3 separate regions of the Homo sapiens genome follow, and regions 1 and 2 are each linked to region 3. A link is a contact called in ENCODE Hi-C or POLR2A ChIA-PET data. All regions are on one chromosome and are shown on one strand. The core of a region is the stretch at or near the end of the contact, and the rest is flanking DNA. Distances in the headings are between cores, read along the strand shown. Region 1 holds the start of RIF1 (replication timing regulatory factor 1). Region 2 overlaps FMNL2 (formin like 2). Region 3 overlaps CACNB4 (calcium voltage-gated channel auxiliary subunit beta 4).

Region 1 (3,541 bases), core at 194-2,693, 590 kb before region 3:
TTCATGTGTCTGATTTAGAGTTAATGCAATCCTGTCTGTTGTGGAGAGTGCACGAAGGCATATGAAAAGGGGAGAAGCAGACCGGGCGCGGTGGCTCACGCCTGTAATCCCAGCACTTTGGGTGTCCGAGGCGGGTGGATCACGAGGTCAGGGGTTCGAGACCAGCACGGCCAAGATGGTGAAACCCCGTCTCTACTAAAAGTACAAAAATTAGCCAGGTGTGGTGGCGGGCGCCTGTAATCCCAGCTGCTCGGGAGGCTGAGTCAGAGACTCGCTTGAACCCGGGAGGCAGAGGTTGCAGTGAGCCGAGATCGCACCACTGCACTCCAGCCTGGGCGAAAGAACGAGGCTCCGTCTTAAAAAAAAAAAAAGGCGGGGGAGGAGCAGCATATTCACAGTAAGGAGAAATGACTGTCATTGTGTTTACTGACGTTTCTCTAGGGAAGAAGCCCTGGCCAAATCCCACCCTTCAACCCCCCAGGGGCCTAACAGAAGAATGCACATCCTCGGGAGCTACCTAAATCTACTGAATTACAATGCATATGGGCGGGGCCCAGGAATCTGCAGTTTAATAACGAATATCCCCAGGCCATTGTTATGTACGCTTAAGACCTGAGAACCATTGGCCTCTCCAACCTTTTCTCACTTCACCTATTAAAAGCCCTATTTTATAGAGGAGGAAATTGAGGCATAGGTTAATTAACTTGCTAAAGTCACATGGAACCTAGACCAGCTGGAATCTAGACCAGCTTGAGATACAGTTCTTTTCTTTTTCTTTCTTTCTTTTTTTTTTTTTTTGAGAGACGGAGTCTTACTCTTACTCTGTCGCTCAGGCTGGAGTGCAGTGGCGTGATCTCGGCCCACTGCAACCTCCGCTTCCCGGGTTTAAGCGATTCTCCTGCCTCAGCTTCCCAAGTGGCTGGGACTACAGGCGTGCGCCACCACACCCAACTAATTTTTGTATTTTTGTTTTTTTTAAGTAGAGACGGGGTTTCACCATGTGTTGGCCAGGCTGGTCTCGAACTCCTGACCTCAGACTCGGCCTCCCAAAGTGCTTGGATTACAAGGTGTGAGTCACCGCGCCCGGCCAGCTCTTAGTCTTAAACCCAACAGTACGTTATCTCCTTTTGCTAACTGATTTGTTGCTAAAACTTCAACAAGCACTGGACTTGGAGTTTGAACACTTAGTCTGAGGGCCCACTATGTTCAGTCTAGTGAGTCTGAGCAATTAACTCACATTTTGAATTTCAAGTCTCTCGCCTTAGGCAAAACACCACCACCTGATGCTCACCAGAGGGGCGTGACGCGGCAGCTGGGCAGGGAAGGGATGGGAAGGGATGGGAAGGGAGGCGATCGATAACTCCGGTGTGCCGCTGACTGTTGGATTGGCTCGAACTTCTCCCGCCAGGCCTAACCTACTCCCGCGCACTCCTGGGCCCGCCCAGCCGCCATCTTGGTCTAGGAGGGAGCGCGCCGCACGCGTGAGTAAACAGCCGGAGCTGGGAAAGTCGAGCTCTGGCAGCGTCTGGGTGCTGAGGGGCAGAGGCGGAGAGAACCCTGTCCTGATCTTCCTAGGTGGGATAAATATCGGGGTGACAGTGGTAGGCCGCGGGGAACCCTCAGTCTGCCCACCCTCCGCCCCCTCGCGGCGAGATGCCTCGTTCCCCGGGCTTCTCCCGCCCTCCGCCGATCTCCTCCCTCTGTTGAAAGCTGCCCGGGAAAGTGGTGGCGGGAGCGGGCCCAGGCCCGAATGTGGCGTGGGCTCAGGTGTCTGGTGTCGGGCGCCGGAGGAGGTTCGCGCTGGGGTTTGGTGATTCGGAGGCCTGGGGTGCAGACGCGGCGTGGCTGTGAGGCCCGGGCGGGCGTGCGGGTGTGAGGGCCGGACTCACACTGGGCCGCCGCGGGGCTGTTTCCATCGGTCACTGGATTTTCTCCTCTTCCGGTTCGGGCCTCAGGGTGGCCGACATGACGGCCAGGGGTCAGAGCCCCCTCGCGCCGCTGTTGGAGACTTTGGAAGACCCTTCTGCCTCCCATGGAGGGCAGACTGACGCTTACCTGACTCTGACCAGGTGAGGTCCGCCACGGGGCGTAGCGGAGAGTGGGGCGCTCTATAGTGGGGAGAAAGAAGGTGGTTGGGAGGGGCGCGTAGAATGAATGTGAGTTCTAGAAGTCTAGCAAATGTGAGGACGCCCGAGTCGCGGACGCCTTGGGGGGCGGGGGAGATGTATTCTAGGTGACGTTCCCGGGTACTGCTGCTGCTGCGCTTGAGGTGTGTGTTTGGAACGAGGGAGCATGCACGTGTGTTTTGCAAGCGAGGGATTTTTAAAAGTTTCGGTTGGAAGTAGTTGTTGGAGGAGGGGTCTTCAGTGTAAACCTCCGATGTGTTGGGAAAATGTGGCTACCCAGAGTTTTTTTAACAGAGCAATACACTGATTTTTATTAATTGCAAAATGCTTCAAAGTAATTTTCATAGAAATGTACTAAAGTTTTGTAAAACCCTTTGGAAAGGCTTAGCAAATCGTTAGTAACTAGGAATAGGGATCCCTGTTCTGTCTTTTTGGAGTCAGGTTGTCACAACTTGCATGTACTCGATGTAAAAACTTATTCTGAGGGTTTTTCTACTTTCATTTCTGATATATATTGCATTATATATTCTGTATACCCTTAAGGACCTTACCTACTGGGTCAATTCATTTGCAGGAGTTAGAAAGTAATTTTTAAAAAGATTGTACATGTATTTTTGAGAGTATTTTTTTTTTTCCTGTCAACTACTTAAACTTGTGTTCTTCCTGCTTTTTAAGTCGTATGACTGGAGAAGAAGGAAAAGAAGTAATTACAGAAATTGAGAAAAAACTTCCTCGGCTGTACAAAGTTTTAAAGGTATGTATCTGTTTGTTAAACAGTTTTTCACTTTTGGTAGTTTGGTTTTTTTTTTTGGTTTTGTTTTTTTGTTTTGAGGTGTAGTTTTGCTCTTGTTGCCCAGGCGAGAGTGCAATGGCTCAGGCTCGGGCTCGGCTCACTGAAACCTCCGCCTCTCGGGTTCAAGCGATTCTCTTGCCTCAGCCTCCTGAATAGCTGGGATTATAGGCATCCGCCACCGCCCCGGCTAATTTTGTATTTTTAGTAGAGAAGGGGTTTCTCCATGTTGGTCAGGCTGGTCTCGAACTCCCGACCTCAGGTGATCCGCCTGCCTCAGCCTCCCAAAGTGTTGGGATTACAGGAGTGAGCCACTGTGTCCAGCCACTTTTGGTGGTTTTTAAAAGTTTTGCCAGTTGACTCAAAAGCTTTGAATCTAAAATAACAGCAATAATACTGATTATAATACTCTTTATTGTTACTTAAAGCTTCTCAGGTACTTTCTTAATTACCTTACACGCTTTATCACTTAACTCTCCATGGTTCCATGAGATTATTTCTTAATGATCACTTTGCAGGTGAAGAAATTAATTTAATTTGCCTAAAGTTGCCTAGGGGCACTTGAATCTGAGTTTGTGCTCTTGAAAGCAGAGATCAGAGATTAATCTGTTTTCTTTCCTTTTGG
Region 2 (3,881 bases), core at 1,040-3,539, 590 kb after region 3:
CAGTAATTTAAAACTTTAAGAATTGTGCATGTATTTATATTTTTATACCTAATTGTAATTTAAACCAAAATGTTAGGTGTTATTGACAATGAATGTGTGTATTGAGCTTGACTCTCTATGTGAGTCAAGTTCAAATTTCATTTGAAATTTAAACTCTTGTAAAACATAAGCACATTTTTTATTGATGTGGGGGTCTCTCGTCAATAAGGGCTTTGTTTGTTGGTTTCTTTTAAACCAGCAATTCTCTTCAGAAAGAAAGCATGAGCAGAGTTCAGAATCAATTCCATTTTCTTCTTTATTGTCAACATTAGTGTATTTATGTCATGTACATAAAAAGGCATATACATATGCAGAAATAGTAAGGCTACTATTAGTTAATTTTCTATTTAATAAAAAATTTGTTTGTTTATTGTTTCCTTAGTGCTGGCAGACTAGTATATATTATTTTGTTAATTCTTAGATGCACCATCTGAGGTAGGAACATAGAGGGAGAGCTCAGAGCAAATGGGCCTACTGACGTCTCTAGTAAATGGCAACTCTGGGATTTTTACACAGATCCATTTAACTCAGAGTTCATATACAGCCTTACATAACATGTCTCACATTCCAGGCACTTTCCACACATGTTCGTATATTGTCCTCAATTTTCCACCGAAAAGCAAACCTAATGGGAATGGTTAGAGATTGGATAGATTATTGGGGTGTTTAAAATTACTGGTAAAATTCAGAACAGACCATACTGTTTGTACAGGGCCCAGTGGGAGAAGTGGGTAGGTCCTGAGCAGGGTGATCAGGAAGGGAAGAGACCTGATTTGATGGAGAGAATTCTGGGAGCAGAGAGATTGGCATGAAATCTGTCTCAAAGGCAGCATAAGTCAGAATATATTTGTTCTTTAACCAGGAAAAATATCTGACCAGGGTCCATGTTACAGAACAAAACATGGCAAGAGGCAGGCATGAATGAGGTTCTGAGGAAACAGTGGTGGAGAGACTGGAAACCTGTGATTAAAACAAACAAACAAACAAACAAACACCTCAACTAGAAGATAGATACAAATAGAAGGGAAAAAAGAGAAAGGGAAGAAATTCACAGTTACATAATACTTTACAGTTTAGAAAATGCTATATATATATATTGCATTTGATTCTGTGGAAATCTGCAAAAAGCCTTTTATGTAATTTGGATAAAACTTTAGGAGTATTGTGTAGCTCTGCAGAAAATACAGTAGAGGGGAGAGATGCTGGAGTCTGGAAGACAGGTGGTTCAGTTGTCAAATGACTCAGCCTTGGACCCAGTTTGTGGCCATGGCAATGAATATGAAGCCAAAAAATGAAAGAAAAGGCAATAAGAGATAGGGTGATCCACCGAATATGAGAATGGACACGAGGAGAATAAGAATCTGTTCAAATAATATACACTTAATGAAGAGGAAAGTAGCCCAACTATAGTCAACAAATACAATCTGGGGATTTCTTTTTTCAGGCAAAGAAAATAAAACTTTTTTTTTAATTTATTTTTTTAGTGGGGGTGTAATGCCCGAGGTCAGATTCTTAGCTGTGCAATGAAGGTAATGAATGAGAGAACAAGTTTAAACAGAGGTGACTAGGGAGAGAGAGAGAGAGAGAGAGAGTGTGTGTGTGTGTGTGTGTGTGTGTGTGTGTGTGTGTGTGTGAGAGAGAGAGAGAGAGAGAGAGAGCGAGAGAGAGCCAAATGGGGATTGTAACTAAGTAACTAAGGAGGAAAACTCCCCCACAGGGACCCCAGTCCAGAAGGAAAAGAGTGAAGAGACAAGGTTAGAATGGGCTAGAAGGATGCTCAGAAGAGACCAGCACAGTACAAAGGGGAAGGTGGTCAAGAGGATGAGAGGATTCCTGGTGGGTCTGGTATATTGTGATGTAAGTTTTTGCTTTAGGTGAGAAGTTAGTCAAGTGGTTTTTATATATCTTCCAAGTCTACAATTTTATGATTCTATATAAAACTTTGTGTACACATGCCTATGTATGTAACATGTATTGTGTGTACCTATTCAAATAGTTCCCTCTAAGAAAGATTAAGTGCTTCTTTGACTGCAGATATGAAAACAAGGTACCTAGATAATAAAATGATAGGTGCTTTCATTTTTCAAACAAGAACAAAAACTGACATGTTTGAGGCCAGTTGGCAGGAGAGCAACAATCCTAAAAGAGATCACTATGACTGCAGACAGTATTGTGACTTCCGGCCTAAGTTCCCTTTTATGACTACTTGGAAGGTGGCTGCGTCAATCCCTTGGCTCAAGTTTCATTTCAAAAATCTGCCATGTGTCTAAGGACGTCGCTGTTTCCCTAGACTGAGAGTGAGCTGGCTGTGCTGGCCATGCTGTTAGTACCACCGCACGAGGTACTGTTGAGGACTTGTCTGTGGAAGAAGCATCCCTGGCTTGTGTAGCTTTTGAAAGATGGAGCTTTTGAGTCTTGATTTAAGCTTTTAGTTTCCCAGCTCCCCTGTCCTACCCCAAACTGTTCTGCCCACTGCAGCTCAACAGCCATTCTTTATTCCTTTCAACACAGTGGTATATGTGGCTACTGCCCAGCTCTTTAATTCTATGTATCAGTCTGCCAAGAATATATAGTCAGACTCGGTTTTCATTCACAATTGACTGAAACACACTCACTAGAAGAAAATAGCCCAGTGGTTCCTACTTATGGTCCAACAGTCACTGTCAGTCACCCTTCATCTTGCAGTTGAGCTCTCTGACAAGATGTTCCCCGCAAACTCTGCGTCACAGGGGAGTGGAAATGGCCAGTCATGGTAACATGAGCTTTAGGCTCTGTGTTGTTTTGGCAGTTTGGTTTTGGCAGTGGAAAATAAGGGCTCCTTCCCTGCCAATAACTGTACTAGCAACACATGTGATATCCCAGATTTACTGGTTCACCACCAAGAACAACACTGAATTTTTCATTTCATTTTCAACTATTTTCCAGGAATAGATGTAAAATTAGTAAATGGTGCTTTCTATGTGGAACGTGTCAAGAACATGTTTAGCACATTGGTAAAAGATAATGATCTTTTTGTTCCTTGTGTATTTGTTCATGATTGATTGATTGATTTGATTGTTGTTGCTTTTGAGGCAGAGTCTTGCTCTTGTCACCTAGGCTGGAGTGCAGTGGCGCAATCTCGGCTCACTGCAACCTCCACCTCCCGAGTTCAGGCAGTTCTCATGCCTCAGGCTCCTGAGTAGTTGGGACTACAGACACGCCACCACGCCCAGCTAATTTTTGTATTTTTAGTAGAGACGGGGTTTTGCCATGTTGGCCAGGCTGGTCTCGAACTCCTGACCTCAAGTGATCTGCCTGCCTTGGCCTCCCAAAGTGCTAAGATTACAGGCATGAGCCACCATGCCCGGCCCATGATTGTTTGATATTATGGTGTCAGGCGTCCCAGACAAATTTGTTTACTTGGGTGGATTCATTCAGTATGAATTTCTGAACTTTGAGGAATGTGTGTTCTATATATTTTTTTTCCCATGCGGAGGAGATCTCTTTCTGTCCCTTTCCCATATTCTTGCTTGAAATCTAACATTCACCTGGCTTTGGGAAAAGAACATCTTCTAGCCTTATAATGAGTCTAATGTGACAGAGTGGGTACATCCCAGAGATAATCAGAGAACAGTTAGGGGCTGTTTCCATCCAACCTGATAAGTACCAGGGATTGTACCTGGCCTTATTAAACAGAAGAATTGCAAGGAAGTCTTTTTTTTTTTTTTTTTTTAGACCAAGTCTCACTCTGCTGCCCAATCTGGAGTGCAGTGGCACCATCTCGGCTCACTGCAACCTCCTCCTCTCAGGTTTAAGCGATTCTCCCGCCTCTGCCTCCAGAACGGCTGGGATTATAGGCATGT
Region 3 (3,970 bases), core at 802-3,301:
CATCAAAATGAGCTTGATACCATTCTATGTGGTGTTAGTGATGACCAAGGACTCAAAAGGAAGCATCTGTGGTTACATGCAATAAAGAGGTACTAGTGTTAGCAGGATTCCTATTTGAAATAACTTAGTATTTGCATTTTTGAGTTTAGCAGAAAGTCTCCATTTGAATTAATAAGGGTAGAAAATTTGAGAGCCCCAATTAGGTTCTGCATTTTTAAAATACATTCCATCAATGAACATCATGCAAAGCATGCTTTCCACTCCCAAGCAAATGAATTTCCATCTCCAGGGCCCATGGAAAATATAAAGTTTTGCCTGATACCATTTTCTTCCTGTAATTTAAAGACATTCATCTATACCATTTGCTTTATTATCCAGATTTTAAAAACATATCTCGGCCGGGCATGGTGCCTCACACCTGTAATCCCAGCACTTTGGGAGGCTGAGGCAGGCAGATTGCCTGAGGTCAGGAGTTCAAGACCAGTCTGGCCAATATGGTGAAACCCTGTCTCTATTAAAAATACAAAAAAAATTAGCCGGGCCTGGTGGCATGCACCTATAATCCCAGCTACTTGGGAGGCTGAGGCAGGGGAATTGCTTCAACCAGGGAGGTGGAGGTTGCAGTGAGCCAAGATTGTGCCACTGCACTCCAGCCTGGGCGACAGACCAAGATTCCATCTAAAAAAAAAAAAAAAATCTCTACAGCTGTTCTCATAACTTACACAGCCCCATTTTTCAAAACAGCTCTTGATGCGCTTATTATATTTTGACCTCCTCTCCAAAAGAAAGGAGACACATTTCAGTGAAAGCTTTAAGGTTTTTCTGCGGCAGTTCCCTCCTCCCCCTTCTCTGCTCTATTTTGGTATGGGTTACCTTTCACAGTGTTCTAGAGAAACCTCTCTTCGTTTTCCAGCCTCAAGGTAACTGGATAAAAATGTAATTCATCATTGTATTGACTATATTTAGATATACAGAATTCTTGAAATATTTACAGTAAAGAAGGAAGATTTTTAAGTTAGTTGAGGATGCTGGGATGGAGGAAAAGGAATATTTTAAAGAGAAATTAATAAAAAAAAAAACCTTACTTTAAAAAAAAACCAAACAAACATGGTCTCTGTCACCCAGGCTGGAGTGCAATGGTGCCATTAAGGCTCACTGCAGCCTTAAACTTCTGGGGTCAAGCAATCCTCTCACCTCTGCCTCCCAAGTACTCGGACCACAGGCACATGCCACCATGTCTGGTGACAGGATCTCGTTGTTACCCAGGCTGGTCTTGAACTCCTGGGCTCAAGTGATCCTCCTGCCTCAGTCTCCAAAAGCGCTGGGACTATAGGCATGAGCCACCGTGCCTGGTTGATTTGCTCAACTTTGACAAATCTTTGTAGGTACCTGAAGAACATGTACATTCCATAGCTATATCCTGAATAAGTAAGTCGGGTACCTGTGAGGAGGGCACCATACACCTTCCTTTATTTCCCTCTGAATGAACCCCTGGCAAACTCTCCTCTACCTACCCACTGCCCTGAGAGGTTCAGGCACTACCTAGTCCCTTCCAAGATCCTCCTCTCCTTTTCGATGTTCTGTGCAGAAGCCCCATTCCTGCCCTTCTGTGCAACTTAATTTAGCATATATTGGTCACACTTCTGCCCTGTGCAAGCCCCATGTTAAGGAAGGTCTTAGTTGAAAGCACTAGACCAATGTGCAAGAGCAGGTCCTGAGTTATTCAAAACTGGAAACAACCCCCGTGTCCCCCCTACTTTACATACATACACACACACACACACACACACACACACACACACACATGCTAACAACCAAAACCTCCTTCAGTCAATCCTGCCCCTCCTGCCTTCAGTGGAGTGGGCAGCTGATGCAGGAAGGAGTTGACTTATGAAATGACAGAGTCCCTTCTAGTTTTCCTGAAATTACAAAATCTACCAGCAGAATAGGGCTCCCGCAGCACCACTTAGCTGGGCTGGACAATGGGGATAGGGGAGGAGTCAGAGGCACTGTGGCAACCAGGTCACATCAGCATTCTTCAATAGGAAGACCATAAATATCAGTGGTTAAGCAGTTTTTCTGTTTCTTCAAGGCAGAGCCACAGCGGCGTTTCTTGTCTGTTTCTCTTTCTTAAGGAGCACTGGGTAGTGACATCTAGTGGTCCCTATTTAAATTACTCTTGGATGCAAATCAAAACCACAATGAGACACCATCTCACACCAGTCAGAATTGCTATTATTAAAAAGTCAAAAAATAACAGATGCTGGTGAGGTCGTGGCAAAAAAGAAATGCTTATAAACTGTTGGTGGGAATGCAAATTAGTTCAGCCCCTGTGGAAAGCACTTTGGAAATTTTGCAAAGAACTAAAAATAGAACTACCATTCAACCCAGCAGTTCCATTACTGGGTATCTACTCAAAGGAGAATGAATCTTTCTGCCATAAAGACACATGCATGTGTATGTTCATCGCAGTACTATTCACAGTAGCAAAGACATGGACTCAACCTACATGCCCATCAGTGGTGGATCAGACAAAGAAAACGTGGGACATATACATCAGGGAATACTAGGCAGTCATAAAAAGAACAAAATCAGGTTCTTTGCAGCAATGTGGATGCAGCAGGAGGCTGTCATCCTAAGAGAACTAATGCAGAAATGGAAAATCAAGAACTGAATGTTCTCACTTATAAGTGAGAGCTAAAATTTGGGGTCACACAGACATAAAGATGGGAACAAGAGACAATGGAGACTTCAAAAGGAGGGAGTGAGGGGGGCGGAAAAACTTCCTATTGGGTACTATGTTCATGATCTGGGTGAAGGGATCCATAGAAACACAAACCTCAGCACCACACAACCTCGTCCTTGGAACAAACCTGCACATGTATTTCTAAATCTACAATAAAAATGGAAACATTTCTTAAATTACTCTTGGACTACAGTGCCATGACAAAATAAATGAGAAACAGCTTTCAGGAAACTCAGAGTTAATTCTAAGTGCAAGTGCAACCACCACTGTGTCCCAGATTTCTGTCACAACCATTTCGGGCAAGTTACTTCCCCTTTCTGCACCTCCATTTCCTTATTTGTAAATAGGGATAACAATGGAACCAAGTACATGGGCTATTTGGAGGACTGAAGGAGATAATATATGCAAAATGCTCAGAACGGTGCCTGGCACATAGTCAGCATTCAACAATGTTCGCTATCATTAGTATTCTACTCCACCTGTCTTTGTCATACCATAAAAATCATTTTTTAAGTACTTAGTGAAAGTGCATCAATTTTTACCCATAATCTTCTAGTGCTATTGACACAGCCAGGAAGATATGCCTCATATACCATGTGGTCTTGCATATGCCCTCGACACCACTCTGCATGCCTTCAAAGGGCACAGCAACCTCACCATCAGAAGTTCAATGTCATCCAAGCCCATCAGTGGCCCACATTGCCCAGGATTTATGTTTGAGATCTGAATGTCTCAGGTGGGATGTGCTCTATTCAGCTTGCCACAGTCCATACTACTCCCTGTCACCTGGACTAAGCCACTTGTCTCACATTTGTTACCTGCTGGCCTCTGAAAACACTTGAGTTTGAGTTTGATGCCCCCGTTCCATATCTCTCTTTTTTCTTTTCTTTCTTTTTTTTTTTTTTTCTTTGAGATGGAGTCTCACTCTGTTGTCCAGGCTGGAGTGCAGTGATGCAGTCTCGGCTCACTGAAACCTCCGCCTCCTGGGTTCAAGCGATTCATGCCTCAGCCTCCCAAGTAGCTGGGACTACAGGTGTGAGCCACCACATCTGGCTAATTTTTGTACTTTTTAGTAGGGTTTTGACATGGTGGCCAGGCGGGTTTCAAACTCCTGACCTCAAGTGATCCACCTGCCTTGGCCTCCCAAAGTGCTGGGATTACAGGCATGAGACACCACGCCTGGCCCTATATCTCTTACTCTGGGATTGAAAGCCTTTCATTATC

What was found. A loop is a pair of places that touch in the nucleus more often than their neighbours do. ChIA-PET counts read pairs that join two places held with the same protein, here RNA polymerase II (POLR2A). Pooled maps may share reads with other maps.
Region 1: a loop to region 3 is called in a pooled map, with 4 times the contacts of the local background. The contact joins the promoter of RIF1 here to the enhancer-like site in region 3. A Hi-C loop is called at or near these places in 3 of 50 pooled maps. POLR2A ChIA-PET finds 5 or more read pairs at or near these places in 2 of 52 experiments (B cell and K562).
Region 2: a pooled map shows a loop between it and region 3 (2.0-fold over the local background). The contact joins two enhancer-like sites. A Hi-C loop is called at or near these places in 1 of 50 pooled maps. POLR2A ChIA-PET finds 5 or more read pairs at or near these places in 2 of 52 experiments (A673 and activated T-cell).

What each region holds. Positions count from the first base shown.
Region 1 is chr2:151,408,459-151,411,999 of GRCh38, forward strand. It overlaps RIF1 (replication timing regulatory factor 1), which reads left to right and starts at 1,444. Exons shown (of 36, transcript NM_018151.5): 1 at 1,444-1,575; 2 at 1,956-2,069; 3 at 2,802-2,880. The coding sequence starts at 1,966. RefSeq lists enhancers at 355-1,053, 1,054-1,752, 1,357-1,516 and a silencer at 357-651.
Region 2 is chr2:152,592,231-152,596,111 of GRCh38, forward strand. The region is part of intron 9 of FMNL2 (formin like 2); the gene reads left to right. Among named protein-coding and RNA genes, the nearest start is that of PRPF40A, 120 kb to the right of the region's middle. Within about 2 kb of position 2,290, at least 8 of the 41 ENCODE cell types and tissues checked have a DNase peak (open chromatin) inside an H3K27ac peak, as active enhancers do.
Region 3 is chr2:152,002,765-152,006,734 of GRCh38, forward strand. All of the region lies in intron 2 of CACNB4 (calcium voltage-gated channel auxiliary subunit beta 4), which reads right to left. Among named protein-coding and RNA genes, the nearest start is that of CACNB4, 94 kb to the right of the region's middle. Within about 2 kb of position 2,052, at least 5 of the 41 ENCODE cell types and tissues checked have a DNase peak (open chromatin) inside an H3K27ac peak, as active enhancers do.